Linked DNA regions of Homo sapiens: regions 2, 3, 4 and 5 are each linked to region 1. A link is a contact called in ENCODE Hi-C or POLR2A ChIA-PET data. All regions are on one chromosome and are shown on one strand. The core of a region is the stretch at or near the end of the contact, and the rest is flanking DNA. Distances in the headings are between cores, read along the strand shown. Region 1 holds the start of RRAGC (Ras related GTP binding C). Region 2 holds the start of MACF1 (microtubule actin crosslinking factor 1). Region 3 holds the start of LINC01685 (long intergenic non-protein coding RNA 1685). Region 4 overlaps MACF1 (microtubule actin crosslinking factor 1). Region 5 has its middle 84 kb from the start of LINC01685.

Evidence for each region. Hi-C counts contacts between places; a loop is a spot of excess contacts on that map. ChIA-PET counts read pairs that join two places held with the same protein, here RNA polymerase II (POLR2A). Pooled maps may share reads with other maps.
Region 2: a map of endothelial cell of umbilical vein shows a loop between it and region 1 (4-fold over the local background). The contact joins the promoter of MACF1 here to the promoter of RRAGC in region 1. A Hi-C loop is called at or near these places in 1 of 168 maps with a recorded cell type or tissue (endothelial cell of umbilical vein), 5 of 37 single-sample maps with no recorded cell type and 13 of 50 pooled maps. POLR2A ChIA-PET finds 5 or more read pairs at or near these places in 4 of 52 experiments (K562, activated CD4-positive, alpha-beta T cell, activated T-cell and 1 more).
Region 3: a map of B cell shows a loop between it and region 1 (8-fold over the local background). The contact joins the promoter of LINC01685 here to the promoter of RRAGC in region 1. A Hi-C loop is called at or near these places in 1 of 168 maps with a recorded cell type or tissue (B cell), 1 of 37 single-sample maps with no recorded cell type and 3 of 50 pooled maps. POLR2A ChIA-PET finds 5 or more read pairs at or near these places in 1 of 52 experiments (OCI-LY7).
Region 4: a loop to region 1 is called in a map with no recorded cell type, with 4 times the contacts of the local background. The contact joins the enhancer-like site here to the promoter of RRAGC in region 1. A Hi-C loop is called at or near these places in 6 of 37 single-sample maps with no recorded cell type and 6 of 50 pooled maps. POLR2A ChIA-PET finds 5 or more read pairs at or near these places in 1 of 52 experiments (HEK293T).
Region 5: a loop to region 1 is called in a pooled map, with 7 times the contacts of the local background. The contact joins the enhancer-like site here to the promoter of RRAGC in region 1. A Hi-C loop is called at or near these places in 8 of 50 pooled maps. POLR2A ChIA-PET finds 5 or more read pairs at or near these places in 3 of 52 experiments (GM10248, H1 and activated CD4-positive, alpha-beta T cell).

Annotation. Positions count from the first base shown.
Region 1 is chr1:38,858,379-38,861,230 of GRCh38, reverse strand. RRAGC (Ras related GTP binding C) reads left to right here and starts at 1,459. Exons shown (of 7, transcript NM_022157.4): 1 at 1,459-1,821. The coding sequence starts at 1,585. RRAGC-DT (RRAGC divergent transcript) reads right to left here and starts at 1,338. Exons shown (of 2, transcript NR_186075.1): 1 at 992-1,338. RefSeq lists an enhancer at 1,240-1,534 and a silencer at 1,170-1,929.
Region 2 is chr1:39,203,397-39,206,096 of GRCh38, reverse strand. MACF1 (microtubule actin crosslinking factor 1) reads right to left here and starts at 1,402. Exons shown (of 101, transcript NM_001394062.1): 1 at 966-1,402. The coding sequence starts at 1,074. RefSeq lists an enhancer at 1,037-1,216.
Region 3 is chr1:38,473,934-38,476,633 of GRCh38, reverse strand. LINC01685 (long intergenic non-protein coding RNA 1685) reads right to left here and starts at 1,438. Exons shown (of 3, transcript NR_146761.1): 1 at 810-1,438; 2 at 379-441; 3 at 150-247. The region is part of intron 2 of LOC105378657 (a long non-coding RNA gene); the gene reads left to right. RefSeq lists enhancers at 1,430-1,609, 1,890-1,999, 2,030-2,089.
Region 4 is chr1:39,271,053-39,273,781 of GRCh38, reverse strand. The region is part of intron 6 of MACF1 (microtubule actin crosslinking factor 1); the gene reads right to left. Among named protein-coding and RNA genes, the nearest start is that of MACF1, 68 kb to the right of the region's middle. Within about 2 kb of position 1,366, at least 6 of the 41 ENCODE cell types and tissues checked have a DNase peak (open chromatin) inside an H3K27ac peak, as active enhancers do.
Region 5 is chr1:38,558,171-38,560,870 of GRCh38, reverse strand. No RefSeq gene overlaps it. Among named protein-coding and RNA genes, the nearest start is that of LINC01685, 84 kb to the right of the region's middle. RefSeq lists enhancers at 810-1,425, 1,727-1,816. Within about 2 kb of position 1,295, at least 8 of the 41 ENCODE cell types and tissues checked have a DNase peak (open chromatin) inside an H3K27ac peak, as active enhancers do.

The DNA of each region.
Region 1 (2,852 bases), core at 210-2,709:
AATTTTTTGTATTTTTTTAAGTAGAGATGGGGTTTCACCATGTTAGCCAGGATGGTCTCGATCTCCTGACCTCATGATCCGCCCGCCTCTGCCTCCCAAAGTGCTGGGATTACAAGCGTGAGCCACCGCGCGGCCGGCTTTAACAATTTTTAAACAAAGGTTTACCACAGTGGAGTTGGCTGCCTTTCGAGATGGTGAGCTCTTTTACCTTCGAACTATTTAAGTGCATTCTGCATGTCTATTAGACACTATAGAGTTGGTTCGTTTTAGGTGAGAGGTTGGGCTAGATGACCTCTAAGGGTGTATCCTACCTCTAACTTCTGGGTTCAGACAAAACCAAAGTCCCAGACCTGCCCGCATGTGCGAATTTTTCCTTCATAATCAAGAAGTCAGTCTCCTTGGAGGGCTGGGAGCACCCCCACTCCTGTACTTTAAAAAGTGTATAGGGCTGTGCTTTAAGAGGATCCTCTTCTCAAACTTCCAGTTCTAGAGCCTGATTATCAAAAATAAAAATTCCTCTAGATTTCTCGGACATATTTGGTGACAAGCATTTGCTTTTGTTTGCTTTCATTATTCAATACTTTGGTCTCTAATCTGAACGAGGTCATAGAAGAGGCAGTGTTCTATGGGGGATGGAATTCCTAGAGTAGACTTTGACAAGGCGGGAAGGAGGGCAAATTGAGTCCCGTTGGGTTTGAAGTGGCAGCAGTATCCACTATCGGCGACTTACTGAAGAAAGAAGATAAGATGTTCTAGCTTGGCTGCATCTGCTTTCCCATCAGGGTCCAGCTACCTGCTAGAACAAACTATCACGGTGACCCATGACTCTGCCTTGGTTGAGGTTTGCCCTCAGTGTGGCTGGCTCCCCCATACCTTTGCACATCCCAATCTATCCATCCACCTAGATCTGCTCAGACGCTTTCTCATTCAACTCCCGAGCATTATTTATCCGTGACCTTCCCACATAATATTTCGTAGCGAGGTTACTTACGCAGAGGTCCGATCTCTCTGTTCATCTTCAAGCAACCTGAAGGCAGGCAGGGTCTGCGTCGGATCCAGTTCTGTGCCCCTTGGTAGGCACCCAGGACACTGCAGGCATCAATAAATATCGGTTGGGCAAGTACAGTTGCAGGATGAGGACAATCAATTCTTCCTCAAATGCCGGGAGAGCATCTCCATAGCGGTGCTCTGGGAGCCCGGAAGAAGGCAGGGGAGCGGTGCAGACAGCGTTGTATGCGGGCCGGGGCGGAGGGCTGAGGGCCCGAGCCGGGGCTAGAGGCGCGGCCGGGCCGCCCTCCTCGTGACTCCTCCTCCCCCCTCCGCGGCTCTGAGTCAGGTGATTCCGGCACGTGACGGGGCACCACCTACCCTGCTGCTCTCGAGTAGCAGCTCGGGCGGCCAATAAGCGGCTGGGCTTCGGCTCGGGGCCTATGAGAGCCGGGCTCCGGGGGGCGGGCCGGACTGTGGCGGCTGCCGGGGGCGGTGGCGGTGGTGGCGGCGGCGGCGGAGGCGGACTGGGGAGGCGGCGGCCTGGCTCGGCCTGGCCTGGCCTGTCAGGGCGCGGGCGGCGGCGGCTCCAGCACCATGTCCCTGCAGTACGGGGCGGAGGAGACGCCCCTCGCCGGCAGTTACGGCGCGGCCGATTCGTTTCCAAAGGACTTCGGCTACGGCGTGGAGGAGGAGGAAGAGGAGGCGGCGGCGGCGGGCGGAGGGGTTGGGGCAGGGGCAGGCGGTGGCTGTGGTCCGGGGGGCGCTGACAGCTCCAAGCCGAGGATTCTGCTCATGGGACTCCGGCGCAGCGGCAAGTCCTCCATCCAGAAGGTGAGCAGGGCTGCGCCCAGTCCCCCGCCCCCTCCCCGGTTCTCAGGTGGCCGGTAGCGGGGACGCCCGGGAGGGCGGCGGCCGGGGCCCGCCTGCGCTCCGTCCCTCCGCACTTTCTCTTCCACTCTTGCGAGCGCACAGGCGCGGCCCGCGCGGGGACCCCGACCTCTGTGTCCACGCCCAAGTCAGCTGAAGCCAAGTGGAGCGCTGAAGGCGAAACTGGTTGCCGGGAGGCAGGTGCCCGGTGGCACCGCCCAAGACCTCCGCCCCCTGGGACCCAGCTCCTGTGTCATTTACGAAACTGAGACGTACTCTCCAGTTCTCACTTGGAGAACTTCGTGGACTCCCTCCCCTGGCCCGTTTTGATTTGTTCTCACTTCAGGTGACCTGAGTGTTTCGGGATTCCCAGCAGAGCCCCAGGGAGCAGCGTCAGGAAGAGTTGTGACTAAGACACTGGGCGTTGTAATTCTCGCTACTGATGTGAAGGAGACTTCGCTGTAGCATTACTGGGAATTGGGTAGTGAGATTGCACCCATTTCAGTAGTTGTGGCCTGGTGAATGTAATTACTGGTGCTGTTCCCCCTGTAGGGGTGTGTTTTTAAAAATCTGAGACTTTGAGAATATTTTGCAGACCTAGTCTGTTTGTTTTCACTTTTGGGCCTTCATGAACAAATGGAGGGCTGTACACGTTTGTTTGTTTATGTTTTTGAGACGGAGTCTCTCGCTCTGTCGCCCAGGCTGGAGAATGCAGTGGTGCAATCTCGGCTCACTGCAACCTCCACCTCCCTGGTTCAAGTAATTCTCCCGCCTCAGCCTCCCGAATAGCTGGGATTACAGGCGCGCGCCACCACGCCCGGCTAATTATTGTATTTTTAGTAGAGACGGGGTTTCACCATGTTGGCCAGGGTCATCTCGAACTGCTGACCTCAAGTGATCATCCGCCTTGGCCTCCCAAAGTGCTGGGATTACAGGTGTGAGTCACCACGCTGGCCTACACTGTTTAGTGAGGGTTAAATAGAGGCAAGGTTGAC
Region 2 (2,700 bases), core at 153-2,652, 340 kb before region 1:
GAAAGCTAAATAATAAGCCATCAAATCCCCACCTTAACTTGTAAGATACACTATAAAAAGTGTCTACATACCTAAGTTTGAAGGTAGTGAGCCCATCACAATGAGAGTACTGAAGGCAATGAGACCCAAGGGTATACACTCCAGTAAAAGTTAGACCATATGAATCCTCAACCATGGAGACTCAGAATCAGCCAAACTCAGGGCTGATCCCTGCTCTGAGTGTTTAGAAGTCAACAGAATATAACTAATAGCAATATGGGAAGAATGAGGGTTCTGGTGCCATTACAAAAAAAAATTTTTTTTTTAATTATCAAAGCCTGATTCCCTAGGGAAGAGAGGGATTAACTTCCTTGCATTGAACAAGATGATTTGGATACACATAGCCAAACTGTGTAGGAACAGTATCAATGATATCAAAGAGAACACAGACACCCAGTGTTCCAGGATGCCCCTCGGCAAGGACATCGCACGACCCCTTCCACTGACTGACCCTTCCTCCTCTGCCTTTTCTCACCCCAAAACACACCAAGTTAACAGAAACTTCTCCAACCCAAATCTATACCTGGAGGAGGGTAAAAGAGTTACTGTATGTTTTCAGTTAAAAACAAGGTTCCAAGAAACCACTCTGAGATTGAGAAAGAAAGAGCTCAGTTCTCTGAGGAAAGACTAAGTCAGCACAGCAGCCACTTCCCTTCAGTTTTGAGCCCAGTCATCACCTCATCTAACCAGCACTCTCCAGACAGACTCACAGAACAGAAAAGAGCACCACCCCCATCCCAAAGTGGCCCCAGGGCAGACCAGCTTCTTCATTATACTCACACACACACACTCTTAAGTCTGACAGCACCCCAGCTGAAGGACGTACTGGCCCTTTAAGGAAAGCAACTGGGAAGACCTCCATCATTCACCCCACCCTCAAAAGCCCCACAGTAGATTTAAAGAATAACTGGGTACCAGTTAGTTACCTGCTCTACCTCTGGCATGCCTCTTCCAGTATAGAACACCAGCAACTCCAAGAACGTGAGTCAAAATAAAGATGGTTGGTGGTAAATAAGATGAATCTAAGAGGGGCATTTCCAGGCCCGTCCTTTCTCCTCCCTTGAGTTAGCCACAAGCTCAGCGCAGGCCTCTGGATGCCTTTCTCCTGAGGTTACTGTTGTCCTGTACTATCAGCAGAGGCAGAGGCCGGAGCTTAGTGTTGTCAGAAACTTCCTGGCAGCTTCTCCTCCATCTCACTTCTGACTGTTTTTCAGCAGGCGCTAGTAGACTGGGACTAAAACTGTACAGTGTATCTCAGACAAAGCCCAGGAAACAACTGGCCAGCGGGGGAGGGGAAAGGGAAGAAGGAACAAGGAGAGTGAAAAGGAGCGCCTAAGCCAGTGTCAAGCTGACTCAAACCTCTATCTTTGGCATCCTCTGCTCAGCTTAAATAAACAAACCTCAGACCCTTCTACAAGAAGGGAGGGTGTCAGAGGACGTCACACTCTTAACTTTCCATTCCCAGCCTGCCTGCAAGGCCAGACTTCAGGATGTAGCCAGAAGAAAAAAGTCACAGAAGCATTAGGGAACCTCTTGCGGGGAGAAAGCAAAGTACATGAGGATGTATGAGCACCACAAGTACCCTGGAGTTGTCAGAGGGCAAACCCTCCATACCCACAACCCGGGAGGAGAAGCAAGGAGCCTGAACATCAGTCCAGGGAGGATACATACAGAGCAAGCTCCCATGAAGCAGACCTGACATCTAGGTGTGATGAAGATCAGCGAGGAGAGCAAACTGCTCATTTAGGGGGTACTTCTCAAGGGTTAAAAAAATCCGTCTGGCTGGGCGCAGTGGTTCATGGCTGTAATCCCAGCACTTTGGAAGGCACGATATCAGTTCACTGCAACCTCCGCCTCTAGGGTTGAAGCAATTCTCCTGCCTCAGCCTCCTGAGTAGCTGGGATTACAGGTGGATGCCACCGCACCCAGCTAATTTTTATATTTTTAGTAGAGATGGGGTTTCACCATGTTGGCCAAGCTGGTCTCGAACTCCTGACCTCAAGCAATCCTCCCGCCTCTGCCTCCAAAGGTGCTGGGATTACAGGCATGTGCCACTGTGCCCGGCCTTAGACCAGAGGACCCAGCAATCTCACTCCTAGGTATCTATCCAAGAAAAAGAGAAACGTATATCCACACAAAGACCTGTATATGAATGTTTGCAGCAGCATTATTCATAATATAAAAAACTGGAAACAACCCAAATGTCCATCAACTGGTAAATGTATAAACAAATTGTGCATCCATATAATGGACTACCTATTCTGCAATAAAATAGAATAAAACTACTGATACATACGACGACACAGATGATTCTCAAAACTATTATGCTACATAAAAAAAGCCAAACACAAAAGGCTACATACCATATGATTCCATTTATATAACTTTCTAGAAAAGCAAAACTATACAACTAGAAATGGAAGAGGCTGAGAATGAGGGAAGGAAATTGACTAAAAGGATCACAAAATAACTGTAAGAGGATGGAAATGTTCCTTTTGTTGATTGTGGTGGTGGTTCCATGACTGTATACATTTGTCCAAACTCACTAAATCAGGCCAGATGCAGTGGCTCATGCTTGTAATCCCTGCACTTCAGGAGGCTGAGGCAGGAGGATCACTTGAGCCCAGGAGTTCAGGACCAGACTGAGTAACACAGTGGGAC
Region 3 (2,700 bases), core at 189-2,688, 380 kb after region 1:
TGCGGCTGCGGCGGTGGAGAGGGCGCGGGGAGCGGAGGGGCAGGGGCGCGGGCCGGGGGGAGGCCAGGCCCGGTTTTGTGGCGGCGCTCCTGGGTGGGGGGGGCGCGGACCCCGGGTCTTTGTGTGCAAATTTCCCACCGGGACCAAGCGACTTTCCACAATTTAATTAAGTGGCTTTAGAGTCCGGAGTTGGCCTAACAAGCTCCTGTTCATGAATGAAAGATTTGTCCGCAGCAGCGGGGGCCGGCTGAAAACAAAGTGGGCCGCAGTTACCCTGGATCCGGCCGGTTTCGCTGCTCCGCGGCCAGCCCCAGCCTCCCGGGAGCAGGAGAAGGCGGCTGCGGGGGCTGGCAGCGGTCCTTCTGGGACGCGTCTCACCTAGCTCGCAGCAAATATGCCATCCATATGCCCAGGATCACAACCGAATCAGCTCCATCAGGCCTGGCAAAGAGGCATTTAAATTGCTAATATTGCACTGGGGAACGACGACAGAACTGCCTGGGCTCAGCTCTGTGGGATCCACAGAGACAAACCTGGGGGTGGGGGTGGGGTGAGTTGGGGATGGGTTCGGAAAAAGTCCAAGTGAGAATCACTAGAAGCTGGCTATTAGGAGGGGCGAGAAGTGGGGATCCTTGGTAGAGAGATGCCAGGAGAAACCGTGGCAGAAATGCGCCCAGGGTGGAGCGCTGGTGCTGGTGGGCCACTCGGGCCCCTTTTCCATCCATTATTTCTGAAGAGAGGCCAGCTGGAGTTTCTACAAAGGCTGCTCTGCTCCAGGGAGGCATCCCCCCACTCCCCAGCACTCTTACCTTTGAACAAGACAGGTTTTCTAGAAAGACAAAAAATATTGGCTGGTTGGAAGAAGAGAGGGGCCAGCTGCCGCTGTGAAATGTTCCTCGTTTACAGTTGTTGAGTGTCCCTGCCCTTGGCTGTGGTCTGTCAAGCAGGTTTGGGATCAGGGGGTCTTTTGCAGCTACTTTCCAGTGGAGGGTTCAATGAGTGTTTTTCTCTGACTGTATTTTTAGAAAAAATTATGATGACAGTTGTTAGGTCTCAGGCAGGCAGGCAGGCAGCACATTCCATTACAAAGTTAGCATGAAATCAATATGTAAATAACCCTTTCTAACTGGCAGCTATTTTTGAAGGCAGAACGCACCGGATGTTGCAGGTTTGTTCCAGTTCACTTTAAATACCTCTCTGTTCTCAGAGCCTGTGAATGTGCTCACATTGAGAAGAGCCTTTTCCCCTTTTCACTTGATCTTTGCAGCGTCCCTGATAGTGGTAATGCCACCATGAGCTTTGTCCTCAAACCTCCTCCTCCATCATTTAAAAATCAGATTGACAAGACCCGCACCAGGCTGGGAGTGTTAGTTCCCCTTCGGCATGGTCATTTTTCAAAAGCACGGGTTGCTCCAGGAAGGGTACAGGCGGCAAAAGCCGTGGCCATCCGCGGAAAGAATTAAAGGAGCGAGAAAGCCCGAGAGGCTGCGATCAGGGTTGAATCAGAGATTCAGGCAGTCACTGCCAAAATGCATGGAAGTCATTGCCAAGACATAAAAGGTCAGAGGATACCAGCCGTGAGAAGAACCAGGTTAGAACCGTGACTGCAGCTGAACAGGAAGAAACAGGTCTCAAGGTACTCCTGAGTGAGCAAGGGCCTGAGACCGAAGGTCTTTGCATAGTTCCTTGTCAGTAGTGACAGTTTTCATTGTGGTTTAATTTTGAAACTAGCTGTGCTGTGTGTATCTGCATGAAAACAGAAATACTTCTAGAATGTTTAGTGTCAGTCATGGATGGCGCCACAATGCCTGGTGTGACATATGGGGTGTGCGTATGTGTACATGTGCTTATTTATTTCCTGAATTCAAAGGGGCAATGAAGTTCAAGCTGGGGCCTAATAGTAATGATTCCTACAGTTACTACTATTCTATGAGTTTTTATGCACTTGCAGTTCTACAGTCTTTTTTAAATAATTGAGTTGAAATCTGCTTTGCTGTAACGTATATACTATGGACTTAGACCCAAAACAAGGCTTCCTCTGCCATAGAATCATCTTCAAGACAGGTGGTGTCTCACTCAGAGATTTCTCTATTCCTAGATAAATAGTTCTTGTTCTTCAAAGATGGGAGTCCCCTCCCACAAGGAGACTCCATCGGGTCCATGTGTTGCCTCCATGTTCTTGCCATTTAGTGCATCTCTGGAATGAACCAGAAACAGATATTCCTCTTGAGGATTTTCAGTGTGATTTAACTGCAAAAGGACTGTCTCTCTGCCGGGAAGATGCATTTGGGGTGAGGCTTTAACTCTCCAAGTGCACAGAGCTCTGTCTTTTATTGCATGAAGGTGGTCAGATGAGGTAGAAATTTGACCTGTTCTTTCTGGGCCTGGAAGGCAGAGCTATGATCACCGAGGAAGGGGAAATATTACAGGGAAGTCATATTTCAGCTTAAAGGTGGCATGAAGAAGAATTTTCTAATGAAGAAGAAATGACATGCTTTGAGAGGTAGTGAGTGTCCTACAACCTGGAAGGATTCAGGCTGGGTAGAGGGTTTCACCAAAGGTAACTTCCAACTCTGGATCTGGTCATCCGTCCGCTTACGCATTTATTGATGCATGCTAGATGCAAGGGGCCATTCCGGGCTCTGAGAGGTTTCATCATAGAAATTAATAGAGAAGGAACTGATACTTTTTTAGATTGGG
Region 4 (2,729 bases), core at 117-2,616, 410 kb before region 1:
TGTCTCTATTAAAAATACAAAAAATTAGCCGGGCATGGTGGCAGGCGCCTGTAGTCCCAGCTACTCTGAGGCAGGAGAATGGCGTGAACCCGGGAGGCAGAGGTTCAGTGAGCTGAGGTAGGGCCACCGCATTCCAGCCTGGGTGACAGAGCAAGACTCCGTCTCAAAAAAAAAGAAAAAGAAACAAAATCCTTTCTTAAAGTTCTAAACTATAACTTTACCTTCTGCATTCCCCCAATAGTGTCATCTGGTTAATTTTGCTTTCTTCTTTCAGTACAAAGCCAGTATTAGTAAAACAACTCTCCCTATAATTAAAAAGGAAAACTGGGAGAGGGATACTTGTAAACTGAAAAGGCTGAGCCCAGAAGATAATACACCAACCAACCTCTTTCTTATCATTTCTAGGCCCCAGTGTTATCTGACTATTCACCTAAAATTGTAGAGACTCGAAGGGTTGTGGCAAGAACACTGGTATATAGCTGGGCGTGGTGGGGGCGGGCGCCTGTAATCCCAGTTACTCGGGAGGCTGAGGCAGGCGAATAGCTGGAACCCGGGAGGCAGAGGCTGCAGTGAGCCGAGATCGCACCACTGCACTGCAGCCTCGGTGACAGAGCCAGACTCCGTGTCAAAAAAAAAAAAAAAAAAAAAAATTGGTATAGAGGTAAATGCTTCATTAAATGGGATTCGCTAACAAGGTGGGCAGGAGCTTGGCAGCAGAAGTCAAGATGGGGAGGAGGAAGGGATTTTCAAAAATGTTCCTTGTTGAAATAAGCCAGGTATTAGTAGTATGGATATTGAAAGCAGCTGGGAATAGGGAGTCCTGAGAGAAGAAATGGGCCAGAGAAGAAGGCCTTTGTCTGACATCAAAGAGCGATTGCTATTAGCCTGTTCCCATCCAGCTCCAAATCCTAGTCTACTTGTCATTCTGAAAACATATTTGTCAGCTGACCCTTGTCATCTTGCTTCTGTGTTAACTATTTCTTGACAAAAGAAGTATTAACTGTACTAGGTGAATAGAAAAGCAGATCATGTATATTCTACTATCTAAACCCTACACTAGCAAGAAGCACAATCAGTTCCCATTTCTCTCCATCCTAAAAAGCAACAAAACCCATGGTGAAGTTTATGTCTATCCATAGCCTGGTCTCACTCTCATCAACAAGCCCTGGACTAATCAACAGAGGAGACAGTCTGGCTGGAACTCAAATTATTTTCTGAGGATAGTTACTACTCTGACATATTAAAAACAAAACCACCACCAAAAAAGCAAGCAAAAAACAACTCAATTGGACTGCCAGCTGTCTCCTGTTTAGACAGGAGTTGGTGTGTGAACAGCAGCAGCTGCTCTTCTGACCCTTGCCCTCCCAGCTTTCCCACTTTAGCAGAGATGCTCTTGCCCTGCCTATCGGTTTCAGTATGCGTTGCCCTCTCTGTTTCTCTGGCTGCTACTGTCCTCAAGCCTGTGAACAGCCTGTTAGGGAGGGGAGCAGCTCCCTGAAGACAGTTCCTTCAGGGACCAGTGAGAGTTGCAGCCTCTTGGCCTTAAGGACTTTCATTCTGAAGGAATGTCACACTTATCTTGATAAGTTACTTCTTATCTGTCATATAGGATGGTGAGTCTGTGGTCCCTGTATCACATGATGGACACAAAACCTGGAAATATGCCAGGTGTCTGAGCTGAGACTCGGTCACTTAGTTTTTCAGCCTTGGCTATACATAAGTAGTATGACTGTGTCTGCAGTGAAAAGGTAGAAGGAATAGATGCAGAGGTTGGCTACCCAGAAAATGCCACACACCAATTTGAATCATACTGAACAGCAAAGGAATCATACTGTTGCCAATATGGTCACACTACAGATCATGGTCCAAAGGTTTCTCCTAACAATCTTTTCTTTAAGACTCCTCACAGACTCATGCAGAACATTCCCTTGCCAGTGTGGAGATCCAGCCCATACAAAGGTGCCATTGCTATCTATGGTCTATTATCTAGGATTGATTTTACTAGGAGTTCCTAAAACTTTATATGCCAAATTTCTGAAAATCTCACACTCAGTTACAAGCATGTGTCCTATAATGTTATGATGACTACACAATTTCAATTTTAATGCCAGTTGTACAACAATCAGTTCCACAGCTGGTTTTACCCCCAACTACTCTATCTGTTCCAACTTTTACAAGATAAAAGTTGACTTTGACATTCTTTTTTATCTGATGAAACCCAAATACTTGTTGATATGGTTTCAATCTGTGTCCCTACCAAATCTCATGTTGAATTGTAATCCCTAATACTGGAAGTGGGACCTGGTGGGAGACGACTGGATCATGAATCATGAAAGTGGATTTCTCATGAATGGTTTAGCACCATCCCCTTGGTGCTGTTCTCGTGAGGGTAGGTGGGTTTTCATGAGATTCGGTCATTTAAAAGTGTGTGGCACATCCCACCCACAACCTCTCGTTCCTGCTGTAGCCAAGTGACATGCCTACTGCTCCTCTGCCTTCCACCAAGATTGTAAGTTTCCTCAGGCCTCTTCAGAAGCTGAGCAGATGCCAGCATCATGCTTTCTGTACAGCCTGCAGAACTGTATACCAATTAAACCTCTTTACTTTGTAAATTACCCAGTCTCAGGTATTTATTTATAGCAATGCAAGAATAGCTTAATACATTCATGCGCCCCATATCCCAGTAGTTTCACTGCCTTCCTTCCTACCATAACACAACTATCACACTC
Region 5 (2,700 bases), core at 46-2,545, 300 kb after region 1:
ACAAATGAAACTTGTAAAGTAGTTGGAACAGTGCCAGACACATAGTAAGCACGTAATAATTTTTGTTGTTACTGGGGTCCCAGAGAGGAATCTACCTGATTGCTGCCCCAGGAGCCTTGTGACTCTGCTCCTGCCCATGGTGACCTAAGTCACATGCCCGCTATAGCCCCTTCCTTCTTTCCAGAACCTGTTCTCAGTGTTTTCACTCCCTAACCATCTCAGGCCTCTCTTCTTACTCTGTTTACCATTCCCGGGATTACAGGTTGTCTTCAGCCCTCGAAAGAGATGCACCCCCTTCCATGCACATATAGCATCCTCTGCAGCCTCAATAGCCGAAAATGGGGAAAATAATCCTCACGGCCCCAGCAGATGTGCAGGTAATAATACCGGGTTTTTTTTTCCACACTTAGTATGTGCGGAGTATCAAGCTACACACTTTACAAACATTAGCTCACATAATCTTGATGGCATCCTTGTGAGTTAGGTCCTGCTTTTAGGCCTGTTTTAGGGCTGAGGAAGCTCAGAGAGGTAAAGTAACTTTTCCAAGGTCACTCAGGTAGTGAGTGACAGAGCTGGGCTTCAAAACCTGGTGGCTGACTACGAAGGCCATCCCCTTAACCCTAATCCTAACCCTGGGGCTAAGCCCCCAGCACAAAAAGCTAAGGCCTACCTTAGGTACTCAGAAAATGTCGTTTCCTTTCCTCTGAACCCCACGCTGCATTGCAGAGGCCCCCACATTTACAGGGTTGGCTGAGCCTGAGTTCGGGAGTTGTTAACTTCTTAGTACTTCTCTCTTTGCCTCATTATGGGGTAAAACTGCATTTGGTTTTTAAAATTCCCTTTTTATTTAGTCGCTGTGAATGTTAAGAACTGCCAGTACTGGAAGCTGAGATCCCATCCATATGCCAGGTTTTAAATAGCAGACTAGAAACAAGTTTACACAGGAAGATCAAGCTCACCCCAAACATGCAGCCACTGCACTGTTCAGACAAGAAGCCCGTGCCCCCGCCCCGCCCCTCCCGCTCGCCCCCCGCCCCGCCCCGCCCGCTCGCCCCAGTCTTCCCACTTCAAACGATTTCGGAAAGTCATCCTTCTTGTGTTAGAAAAACATTGCTGAGTTCCGTCTGCTGCTCTTCATACACGAAGAAGGAAGTGGTGACCCAGGGATGGCAAGGTGTGCGGTGGTGTGTTTCTTTTCTTGGCAGTGGTGGCGGCCTCGCACGATCCAACCGCATTCACCCCGGAAGCCGCTTCCACCTCCCTGGAGTCAGAGGTGCTCTGACGTTGCCCTGCGCACCGAGCAACACGAAGCTGCAAGCGGAAGAATCGTACCGGACTTGACCTTCCTGATCTGCCAAAAAGCGCTCCGTGACCTTGGCCAGTGACTTCCCCTGCACCACTCTGAGACTCAGTTTCCTCCTCTGCAAAATGCACGTAGCAGAAGGAGCCCTGATGGTTAAGTGCCTGGACTCTGGGATCACACTGCCGGTGTCCAAAACTCTCAGCCCCGCAGCTTCCTGGCTAACTCCTGTCTCAGTCTCAGTTCCCCTCCCTGTAAAGCAGAGGCCCTAGTAGTGCCTGCCTTCTAGAGTATGTTGTCGTTGTCGTGAGGGTTAAGAGCCACGGCGCTAAGCATTGAAAACGGGGGCCTGAGATGCGGTGAATAGCAGCAAAACACCAGTTAGGATCACCAGCCTGGGACTGCCTACCTCTCCACGTCCTTATGGGGGTGGCGGAGATTCAAGGCATGAGGGCCGCCAGCCCAGGACTTGGCACTTGCTCCAAAACCTCATGGCTGCACTCAGATCTGAAGTGGATCTCCACAGTCGGGGCGCAACGTGAGACCTGGTCCTCTCCCAGCCCATCCTTTTTACCGGCCTGAACTCACTGGGGCCTGTCCAGGCGGCTGGGAGGGGGCGGGGTTGATCTATGGGCTGGGTAACCTGCCTGGGGGAAGGGAGGGGGCCTCTGACCCGAGGGGTAAATCATGGACTTCCCCCAGGGCCCGTCAGTTCCCCAGGAAAGAAGCCCTGGGTATTTGTTATCTCAATGTTTCCCCTGAGGGGCTGACCACATGATTCATTTCACTCACACTAATTGGATGTAAATTAGATGAGAAATCAGTAATTTGTCCAAAGATTTGTCATTCCCATGGCTTTCCAGGCAGAGCAAAGCACTGGTCCTGCGAAGGCGCCCCCAGCTGTAAGGGAGGCAGAAGCCTGGCCTCTTCAGAGGAGACGATGAGCTGCTTCCTGGTGGCTCCTGTGTTTGCATTTTTTAAAAGAGGAGGGAGCTAAGGTGAAGATAGAAGGGGGCTGGGGAGAAGAGTAATGGAGGGGGGGAAAGGAGGTGAGAGGGAGAGGGGGAGGAGGAGGGGAGTTGGGGACGAGGGAGAGAACAGGAGAGGAGAATCAGAGCTTTCTCTGGCTGCTTTTGGCCGGCTGGAGGGGTGGAGGAACCTTCAGGTAATGTTATTTACCATCAATAGGAAAAAGGATTACTCCAGGCTTCTTTCCTTACAACAATATGCTAATCAACCCCTTGGGCCCACAAGGGTCTGGGAAGCCAGGCAGCTGCCTCTGTCGCATCTCTAGGAGCATGGCCACTGATTTAATGAGGGGGAGGGCAGGGCTCCGCTGGGCTCCTGGGAGTGGGATCAGACAATGACTGGGGGTGGGTGGCCGTCAGGGCAGCGTGGAA